Regions from separate parts of the Homo sapiens genome. Here region 2 is linked to region 1. A link is an interaction called in ENCODE POLR2A ChIA-PET data of the cell type or tissue named here. Cell type or tissue: endothelial cell of umbilical vein. All regions are shown on one strand.

Region 1 (5,000 bases):
AGGTATTATTTTCTTTACAATTCTTTCTGTTAAAATATTTATTACAATGTAATCGGAATTGTTTATATAGAGAGTCTGAAACTTCTCTTTGCCCCGTTTCTGTGTTTCAGACAGCAAAGGCATATAAAGCCATGAAAAACTGCTACATACATGGTCTCTTATTTTATTTTTACAGATATCTATTGAAATCGAGGCTCCTACCCAGATATCTTTAGTGGATGAAGCATCAGGAGAGGTAACTAAATATTAAATATTGATTTTTTTAAAAAAATGCGGTGCTAAAATGATTGTTTATATTTCTCTTTGATTTTGTAGTCAGATGCTCCACCCATCAGCTATACCCTCAATCTTTCTCTTTGATTTTGAATGCTCATTTAACCATAAATAAAAATCTAGTAATTGAGTGGGGTTTTAGGGGCAAAAAATCCCTTTGTGATTGTGTAAGTCCATTTGGGCTGGACTCACAAAACTACCGTAGACTGAGTGGCTTATACAATAGACACTTGTTGCTTAGGTTTCTAGAGACTGGAAATCCAAGATCCAGTCTCCAGCAGATTTCGTGTCTGGTGAGGGCCCACTTCCTGGTTCTTTTTTTTTTTGAGACGGAGTCTCACTCCGTCACCCAGGCTGGAGTGCAGTGGTGTGATCTTGGCTCACTGCAACCTCCACCTCCTGGGTTCAAGCGATTCTCCTGCCTCAGCCTCTCTAGTAGCTGGGATTACAGGCGCCTGCCACCACGACCAGAGCCCAGCTAATTATTGTATTTTTAGTAGAGAGGGGGTTTCACCATGTTGGTCAGACTCATCTTGAACTCCTGACCTCAAGTGATCTGCCTGCCTTGGCCTCCCAAAGTGCTGGGGTGACCGGTGTGAGTCACTGTGCCTGGCCACTTCCTGGTTCTTAGATGCTGTCTTTTTCCCTGTGTCCTCCCATAGTAAAGGAGCAAACAAGCTCCCCTGGGCATCTTTTATAAAGGCACTGATGTCACTCACAAGGCTTCTATGCCCAACAACTAATCACCTCCCAAAGGCCTCCTAATAAAACCACTTTGGGGGTTAGGATTTCAACATACGGATTTTGGGAAGGGACACGAACATTTAGTCCTTAACAGTGATGTATTTATTTCCCATGTTGTAAAGGATTGGGCATGGCTTATTTTTTGTTCCTTATTACATGCTAATGATGGGAACCCTGGTGTTGATATTACTACCTGATGTTATTGTCACATTTACTGAGTTTTATAATATTCAGAATTTAAAATGGTGATTAATATTTTTGCAGCAAATTCATGGATATTGTACTTTTTTTCTGAACCCTTATTCAGAAAAGGGGCACTGCCAAGTGGAAAAATTTATTTTTCATCATTAAATTTTGAGTAGTACTTTTGTGAATGTATGGTTTTAATAAGTAGGACTATAGACATACACCCCCCGTTTTTTTAACCTTTTCCTATTTTGGTTAATATTGGTTTTGTAGCTTGATTATAGCACACTGCTTTGCCATGTTTAACTGTGAGGGTGTCTTGTGTTGTTTGAATGTGATCTGAACAGAAACTGACCTTTTCAGATGTTTCTTCTTTGGAGATCAGACAGTTGAAGTTGAAGTATTCTTCCCATCAAATTATCCTGAGGGAGGACTACAGAGCCAGTTTAGGGAGAATTAAAAAGGAAAAAAAAAAATAGGTGAACCTTTGTAAATGCCATCCTGGACTCTGCCAACTGCTTTTCCGGGGAATAGTGTGATAGTGTGTGGCCTTGTCACATCAGGGATATTGGTGAAAGGCATTCCCTGAGCTGGGGGCTGACAGCAGGCTGACTTTTGAGCAGTCTTGCCTCCACTTTGATTTTTTATGTTTCTTCCTGTGTGCCATGACTTTTGTGCATTGTTTATCCAGCTCCAACCAGGGGGAGACCCATTCGAAAGGGTCCTCCAGAATGAATGGAGACTTCCATGAGGAGTCACTGTCACTGAGCAGTGACCTGGTGTGTGCAGAGCTCTCCCCACTTACTGATGGCTGGAGAGGCAGTAGTGCCCGCAGGTCTTGCCCTTGCCGAACAGTATGATGTGCAGTGTGTATCGGGACCAGGCCTCATCCAGGCTTTAATCTTTTTTTTTTTTTTTTTGAGACTGAGCCTCACTGTGTCGCCCAGGCTGGAGTGCAGTAGGGCGATCTTGGTTCACTGCAATCTCCACCTCCTGGGTTCAAGCGATTCTCTTGCCTCAGCCTCCTGAGTAGCTGGGATTACAGGTGCCCACCACCACGCCTGGCTAATTTTTGTATTTTTAGTAGACACAGGGTTTCACCATGTTGGCCAGACTGGTCTCTAACTCCTGACCTCAAGGGGTTCACTCACCTCAGCCTCCCAAAGTGCTGGAATTACAGGCGTGAGCCACCGCACCTGGCTAAGGCTTTAAAAATTGTTAAATAGTGGCCGGGCTTGGTGGCTCTCACCTGTAATCCCAGCACTTTGGGAGGCCGAGGCAGACGTATCACTTGAGGTCAAGAGTTCAAGACTAGCCTGGCGAACATGGTGAAACCCCATCTCTACTAAAAATACAAAAAATTAGCCAGGCGTGATGGCAGGCGCCTGTAATCCCAGCTGGGGAGGCTGGGGCAGGAGAATTGCTTGAACCCAGGAGGCAGAGGTTGCAGTGAGCCAAGATCACGCCATTGCACTCCAGCCTGGGCGACAGAGTGAGACTCCGTCTCAAAAAAAAAAAAAAAAGTAAATAGCTTTATTGACATAGAAATCAAGTCACACACTTGTGTATCCATCACCACAATCAATTTCAGAATATTTTCAGCACCCCAAGGGAAGAAGCCTTTAGCGATCGCAATGCCTCCCTATTCTCTCCTTCCCCAACCCCCGGCAACCACTACTGTATTGGACTCTCTGTCTCCATGGGTTCACCTATTCCGGATATTTCCTATGAGTGGAATCATACAACATGTGCTCATTTCATATCCGGCTTCTTTCACTGAGGATGTTTTCAAGGATCATCCATGTTGCAGCACGTGTCACTTCTTTTTATGGCCAAATAATATTTCATTGTATGGCTAGACCACATTTTCCTGATTCGTGCATCAGTTGATAGACATTTGAACTGGTTCCACCTTTTGGCTAGTATGAAGAATGCCGCTGTGCCAGCTGGGCGTGGCAGTGCCCGCCTGTAGTCCCAGCTATTTGGGAGGCTGAGGTAGGAGAATGGCTTGAACCCAGGAATCTTGATCGCACCACTGCACTCCAGAGTAGGCGACAGAGCCAGACTCCGTCTCCCAAAAAAAAAAAAAAAAGAATGCTGCTGTGAACAGTCAGGCACACATTTTTTGTGGCCATCGGTTTTCACTTATCTTGGTGGCACACTCCTGTAGTCCCAGCTACTGGGGAGGCTGAGGCAGAGAATTGCTTGATCCCAGGTGGCGGAGGTTACAGTGAGCCAAGATTGCACCACCGCATTCCAGCCTGGGGGACAGAGCAAGACTCTTGTCTCAAAATAAAAATAAATAAATAAATAAATAAATAAATAAATAAATAAATAAATGGAAGTCTTCAGCAGCTGTTTCCCCAGCGACCTTGTATTTTATCATCACTTGTATTTCTCTCTCCATGAGCAAGAATGATCTCAACATATAATTGAAAGTGCTAACATATCACAAGGAACATCTATTAGAAATTGGGTAGCATCTCCATTCTGTTATTTTCTACCCGAGGGAAGAGGTAACAGCTGAGTGCCTGGTGTGGTTCAAATTACTGTGGGATTCCATTACCATTGTATTTTAATGGATATATTTGCAGGAAGCATTTACTATGCAGCTCACATGTATTTGCTTTATTTGGGATTTTATATGAGACTCAGAAGTCACTGGGATATATTTCTTTTTCAGGTTTTTATTTCAGGGCAATAATGGAACTATCTTGTACACAGGGGACTTCAGATTGGTGCAAGGAGAAGCTGCTAGAATGGAGCTTTTGCACTCCGGGGGCAGGTACTGGGCCTCGTATAGGTGGTTTTTTGTTTGTTTGTTTGTTTTGTGAAACGGAGTGTTGCTCTGTCGCCCAGGCTGGAGGGCAGTGATGTAATCTTGGCTCACTGCAACCTCTGCCTCCAGAGTTCAAGTGATTCTCCTGCCTCAGCCTCCCAAGTAGCTGGGATAACAGGTGTGTGCCACCACACTCAACTAATTTTGTATTTTTAGTAGAGATGGGGTTTTGCCATGTTGGCCAGGCTGGTCTTGAACTCCTGACCTCAGGTGATCTGCCAGCCCTGGCCTCTCAAATTGCTGAGATTACAGGCATGAGCCACTGTGCCTGGCCCCTTGTACAGTTCTTATGTGTATGACTGAATAAAGTATTATTGTTCTGGCCATAAACAGAACAATATTGTTCTGGCCATAAACAGGTGTGGTGGCTCATGCCAGTAATCCCAGCAGTTTGGGAGGCCGAGGTGGGTGGATCATTTGAGGCCAGGAGTTCGAGACCAGACTGGTCAACATGGTGAAACCCTGTCTCTACTAAAAAATACAAAAATTAGCAAGGAGTGGTGATGCACACCCGTGATCCCAGATACTTGGGAGGCTGAGGCAGGAGAATTGCTTGAACCCGGGAGATGGAGGAGGTGGCAGTGAGCAGACATTGCACTTCAGCCTGGGCAACAGAGCGAAACTCCATCTCAAAAAACAAAAAAAGTTACACATAATTTATATCACATTGGATGGCTAACATCAATTTTTTTCTTCTTTTCAAAGACATCCAAAGTGTATATTTAGATACTATGTTGTGTGATCCAAGATTTTACCAAATTCCAAGTCAGGTAAGTCTGCCTGGAGGAAAAGGGTTATCATCTGGGTGTGCCCGTGTTTTTAGTAGGAAGTTTGTAGGGTGACAGGTCATATCCTAACTGTCCCCGTAGGTGTGAGTACCTGGGACTGTTGGGAAGGAAAAGGCTATGTGCGGCTCTCCACCTGTTAAATGTCTCTTTAAAATCCTGTCTAGGAGGAG
Region 2 (5,000 bases), 100 kb before region 1:
GTGTGAGCCACCACGCCCAGCCAAGTTATCATTTTTAATAGGGAAAAATATAAATGTGCTTTCTAGACTTGGCTTTATTTGGGGCTTGGCTATATTAGTTATCTATGGCCATGTAAAAAATGACCACAAACTGAGCTGCTTAAAACAACATTTATTATCACACAGCTTCTGTGGGCCAGAAATCCAGTCACAGCTTAGCTGAGTCCTGTGCTTTGTTCAGGGTCTCTCCTGAAGTTGCCACCCAGGTGTCAGCCAGGGCTGAGGTCTCATCTGAAACTTGACTAGGGAAGGATCCATTTCCATGCTCCTGTAGTTGTTGGCAGGATTGAGTTCCTCACTGGCTGTTGGACCAAGGGCCTCAGTTCTTTGCCATGTTGGATTCTCCATAGGGTAGCTCACAGCATGGCAGCTTATTCATCAAAGCCAGTGAGAGAGAGAGTCTATAGAGAGGATCTGCTGGCAAGATGGAAGTCAGAACCCTATGCAGGTGATTCATGAAAGTGACATCCAGTCGCCATTGCCATTTCTTTTTTTTTTTTTTTTTAAGATGGAGGCTCGCTCTGTTGTCCAGGCTGGAGTGCAATGGCACAATCTCAGCTCATTGCAATCTCCGCCTCCTGAGTTCAAGCAATTCTCCTGCCTCAGCCTCCCAAGTAGCTGGGATTACAGGTGTGCACCACCACGCCCAGCTAATTTTTGTATTTTTAGTAGAGATGGGGTTTCACCATATTAGTCAGGCTGGTCTCGAACTCCTGACCTCAGGTGATCCACCCGCCTCAGCCTCCCAAAGTGCTGGGATTACAGGTGTGAGCCACTGCGCCCAGCCGCCATTGCCATTTCTATTGGTTAGAACCAAATCACAGGTCCTGCCCACACGTAACAGGAGCAGATCACACCAGCTGTGAACCCCAGGAGGTGGGATCACTGGGGGCCATCTTAGAATCTGTGTGCCACTGATGGGATCTTTTGTTTGAAGTGTTGTGACGTGTGAATTGAAATAAAATCTTCGGCCAGGCGCGGTGGCTCACACCTGTAATCCCAGCACTTTGGGAGGCCAAGGCGGGCAGATCACAAGGTCAAGAGATCGAGGCCACCCTGGCCAACATGGTGAAACCCCATCTCTACTAAAAATTAAAAAATTAGCTGTGGATGGTGGCACATGGCTGTAGTCCCAGCTACTAGGGAGGCTGAGGCAGGAGAATCGCTTGAACCTAGGAGGCACAGGTTGCAGTGAGCTGAGATCACGCCATTGCACTCCAGCCTGGCCACAGAGCGAGACTCCATCTCATAAATAACTAAATAAATAACTAAATACATACGTACATACATACATACATACATACAAACTTCAAAAATGCCTCTTTTTTTCACTATGGGCAAATGCTGTTCCACTTTGGTCTCTCCAAATTTCAGTTTCTTGAACCTCAAGCAGCCTAGCTTATGTACAAGGAAAAGACACACTTACATGTAGGTTGCCTACAATGGAGTGAAGAATAAGGAGTTTTAGCACATACCATTGGTTTACTCACAATGATTTTCTTAAAGTGCTAAAGCTATTTTTGACTTGACTCCATTCATCAGCCTTAATATTTTTGTACAAGAGTCAATCTTCTCCTGGGTATAGGCGTGTATTATGAAACCAGACTGTGGCATCTTACTTCCAGTGAACCTGGGTTCCTGGTAGCAGTCCTGTTCCAGTCGTGCTGTGATAGTGACTGCCTTTCCCCCACCCATAAATTGAAGGTTATGAAGTGCTTTCAAATACATTATTCAATTTATTCTCACAGCAACCTTTTGAAGTTAGTACTTCTTATCCCCATTTTACAGATGAAGAAACTGAGGTATGTGACAGTTGGCACTTAGGCGAGGATGTGTTAATATCACCAAGTGGAGGGCTTGGGATGCAGGCCCCAGACCTCCATGTTTCCCTGTTAGCTCCCTCTGCCTCTGCCATCCCCTCTAACATTACCCACTATGGGGACACCATGGCTCAGCCCCACTGAATGTCTCACTGTGAGTACAGCATAAATCAAGGCAGAAAAGGACGATTGTCAAGATGCAAACAGTTCTCATTGGCTTGCCCCAGTCTCCTTTCCCCCTTTTAAGTCATAGGAAAGGAAAGGAAAATAAAGAGTAAATTAATAGAATAAAAGAGAGATTAAAGTACAGATATTATGAAATTGGAAGGTGCTGGCAGCAGTCCCTTGGGTGTCTGCCTCTTGAGTTAAACTGGACAGAACTGCATACACCGGATGCCCCTTCCTCTCCTATGGGCCCAGATGGGTGATACCACTGCTAGCAGTCAAGTTATTTAAGAACATTTTTGTACCATTCAGCGTAAAAGCAAACTTATGGAATACAGCTTTTGCTGTATAGATCAATCTCATTTTCTGCTTCATTGTTACTCTTTTTGCTTGTAGGAGTGCCAGCTTTCTGTCTTTTTCATGGACTTTTGAATATAGGAGCTAACATTTATTGTGGCCGGCGTTATGCTCGACATTTAACAGCCGTAGTCTCATTTACTAATCACAACAGCCACAGGAGGATGGGTCCTTATCCCCATAGCACAGAAGGGGCCATGAGAACACAGATTGACTTGCTCAGAGTCTGCTGGCCAGAAGCAGAGCTGTCGCAGGGCCTGCGCCATTCACAACTGTTACCTAAAATACTAAGGTTTCCCCAAGAAACACGCCTTACGATGCCTCCCTACCCTTTCAGTGTTTGGGGAGATTTTATTTTGTTTTGTTTTTTTGATCTGGTGTTGAGTATTTCCAAGTTCGATTTTGCGCATCTGTGTCAATGAGCTGAAAGGTAATTTGATGTTGATAAAAAGCAGAAGTCAGAGAATGATCCACTAAGGTCTTAGCACTGTGCTGCAAGGAGGGTGTGCTTGCTTAGACATGTCGAGGCATATAAGGTGTTCTATATTTAGTGGCATTAGATGGTTTTTTTAGTGGTTAGCATTCTGTTTGCTCCTTTTTGAATCATATAAATAACCATAATCATTGCTTACATCTCTTCTCTGGAATCTTGGCTCTCAAACGGTTTGTACCACAACTTGACAGATAACAACACTACTGTTTTTTAATAGAGCTCTGAGCTTCATTTCCTTATGTACTTATAAGCAGATTTTACACAGATTTCAATCTACGTAGAGGCCCATGAATCATGCATATTAGTTGGGCCATGGGAAAGGATATCTGATTCAGATACAGAGTTTGCTTATGAAACTGAGATTTTTCTTATTTACTGGAAATGATTCTCTGCATTTTATTGAACTCTCAGAAAACATGACCGCTTCACTATTCCATTATACGGAAGCTAGCCATTTTAATGTAAGCCCAATAGCCTTCCTGGTTCTTTCTGAGGACAATAGTTATAATTTGAGTGTTTGTTTTGCTTTTCAAAAGTTATTTCTTTTTTTTTTTTTTTTTTTTTTTTCTGTGAGACGAAGTCTCGCTTTGTCGCCAGGCTGGAGTGCAGTGATGCGATCTTGGCTCACTGCAACCCCCGCCTCCTGGATGCAAGCAATTCTCCTGCCTCAGCCTCCTGAGTAGCTGGGACTACAGCCACGTGCCACCACACCCAGCTAATTTTTGTATTTTAGTCCATGTTGGCCAGGATGGTCTCGATCTCTTGACCTTGTGATCCGCCTGCCTCAGCCTCCCAAAGTGCTGAGATTACAGGTGTGAGCCACCGTGCCTGGCAGTATTTCATTCTTACACAGATTATTTTAGCTATTAGTCAGCAAATGTAAATATTCTTACCCTGTTTTCTAGGACTTTCTGTTTTTTATAGCTGGTACATCCTGGTGTGCTCTTATGCTTTAATGCTTCTATAAAAATTTGTTCAAAATGCTTATAAGTTGCCAAACTTATGATACTTTTTACCTGAATTTAGGCAACATATTGCTTGTCTAAATTCTGCTACTTATTTTTCTAACCTTTAGAGACCTAAGATAGCAGTTCTCAAAGTGTGGCCCAGGGACCTCTGGAAGTCCCCCAAGATCTTTGAATCTATGCAGTCATTTTTTTTTTTTAACTATTTTCATAATAACACTAGTATGTAATTTTTTCACTTTCATTCTCGTCTGAGTATACTGTGAAGTCTTCCAGAGGCCATGTGGCATGTGTATTTCTGTAGTCTTTTGTTTAAAAATGTTCTCAGTTTTGATTTCTAATGCGATAAGTGTGGATATGCATAACCCACATAAGCAAAGCTCTTTGGAGGTACTCAATCATTATTAACAGCGTAGGCCAGGTGCAGTGGCCCATGCCTGTAATCCCAGCACTTTGGGAGACCGAGGTGGGCAGATCACAAGGTCAGGAGATCGAGACCATCCTGGCTAGTACGATAAAACTGCATCTCTACTAAAAATACAAAAAATTAGCTGGGCGTGGTGGCACGTGCTTGTAATCCTAGCTACTTGGGAAGCTGAGGCAGGATCAAATCACTTGAACCCGGGAAGCAGAGGTTGCAGTGAGCTGAGATCACACCACTGCACTCCAGCCTGGGCGACAGAGTAAGACTCCATCTCAAAAAAAAAAAAGAGTGTAAAAGGGTCCCAAGACCAAAATATTTGAGAACTGCTGCTTTAAGGCGATCTGCTGGGCAGTTCCTTTAGTGGTTTCACAGTTGGATATTCAATGAATGAGAATTGTGCTCCAGAAGAATGTTTTGCTCTAGAAGGAAGTTGGCAAATTTTTTTTTCATTTCTGAATGTTCTCTATTAACAGATATCATATATCCTGTGGCTTTCATTAATTCATCTAATTGCTTGATATTGTTGATTGTTACTGAACCAGTAACAAAAGAAAAAAAATTCTGATATTGAGAAAGGCTATTTGAAATTTATCAAGCTAAGTCTGCCTCATAGCAGAAACTAATTTTTTAAATGACTATGATATATATTTTATATGGTTTTGGTCTTCCCACTAGCATTTAGAAGTGCTTATTTATTTCCAGTGGAGATCTGGACATTTCTGACTCATTGGTTTTGA

The links. ChIA-PET counts read pairs that join two places held together with the same protein. Peaks named below come from ENCODE experiments on the same cell type or tissue, not always from the same donor. Only the 100,000 strongest peaks of a DNase experiment are listed, where the experiment ranks them.
Region 2: POLR2A ChIA-PET joins it to region 1 with 5 read pairs; 3 of 35 experiments call an interaction of 5 or more read pairs at or near these places.

What each region holds. Positions count from the first base shown.
Region 1 is chr10:15,017,039-15,022,038 of GRCh38, reverse strand. It overlaps ACBD7-DCLRE1CP1 (ACBD7-DCLRE1CP1 readthrough), which reads left to right. Exons shown (of 8, transcript NR_144471.1): 4 at 176-235; 5 at 3,887-3,988; 6 at 4,748-4,812; 7 at 4,995-5,000. It also overlaps the pseudogene DCLRE1CP1. Among named protein-coding and RNA genes, the nearest start is that of OLAH, 24 kb to the left of the region's middle. In endothelial cell of umbilical vein, no CTCF peak of the experiment used is centred here; no DNase peak of the experiment used is centred here.
Region 2 is chr10:15,121,973-15,126,972 of GRCh38, reverse strand. The region is part of intron 8 of NMT2 (N-myristoyltransferase 2); the gene reads left to right. Among named protein-coding and RNA genes, the nearest start is that of RPP38, 27 kb to the right of the region's middle. RefSeq lists enhancers at 2,872-3,011, 3,918-4,097. In endothelial cell of umbilical vein, no CTCF peak of the experiment used is centred here; a DNase peak (open chromatin) is centred at 3,082; H3K27ac peaks cover 378 bases.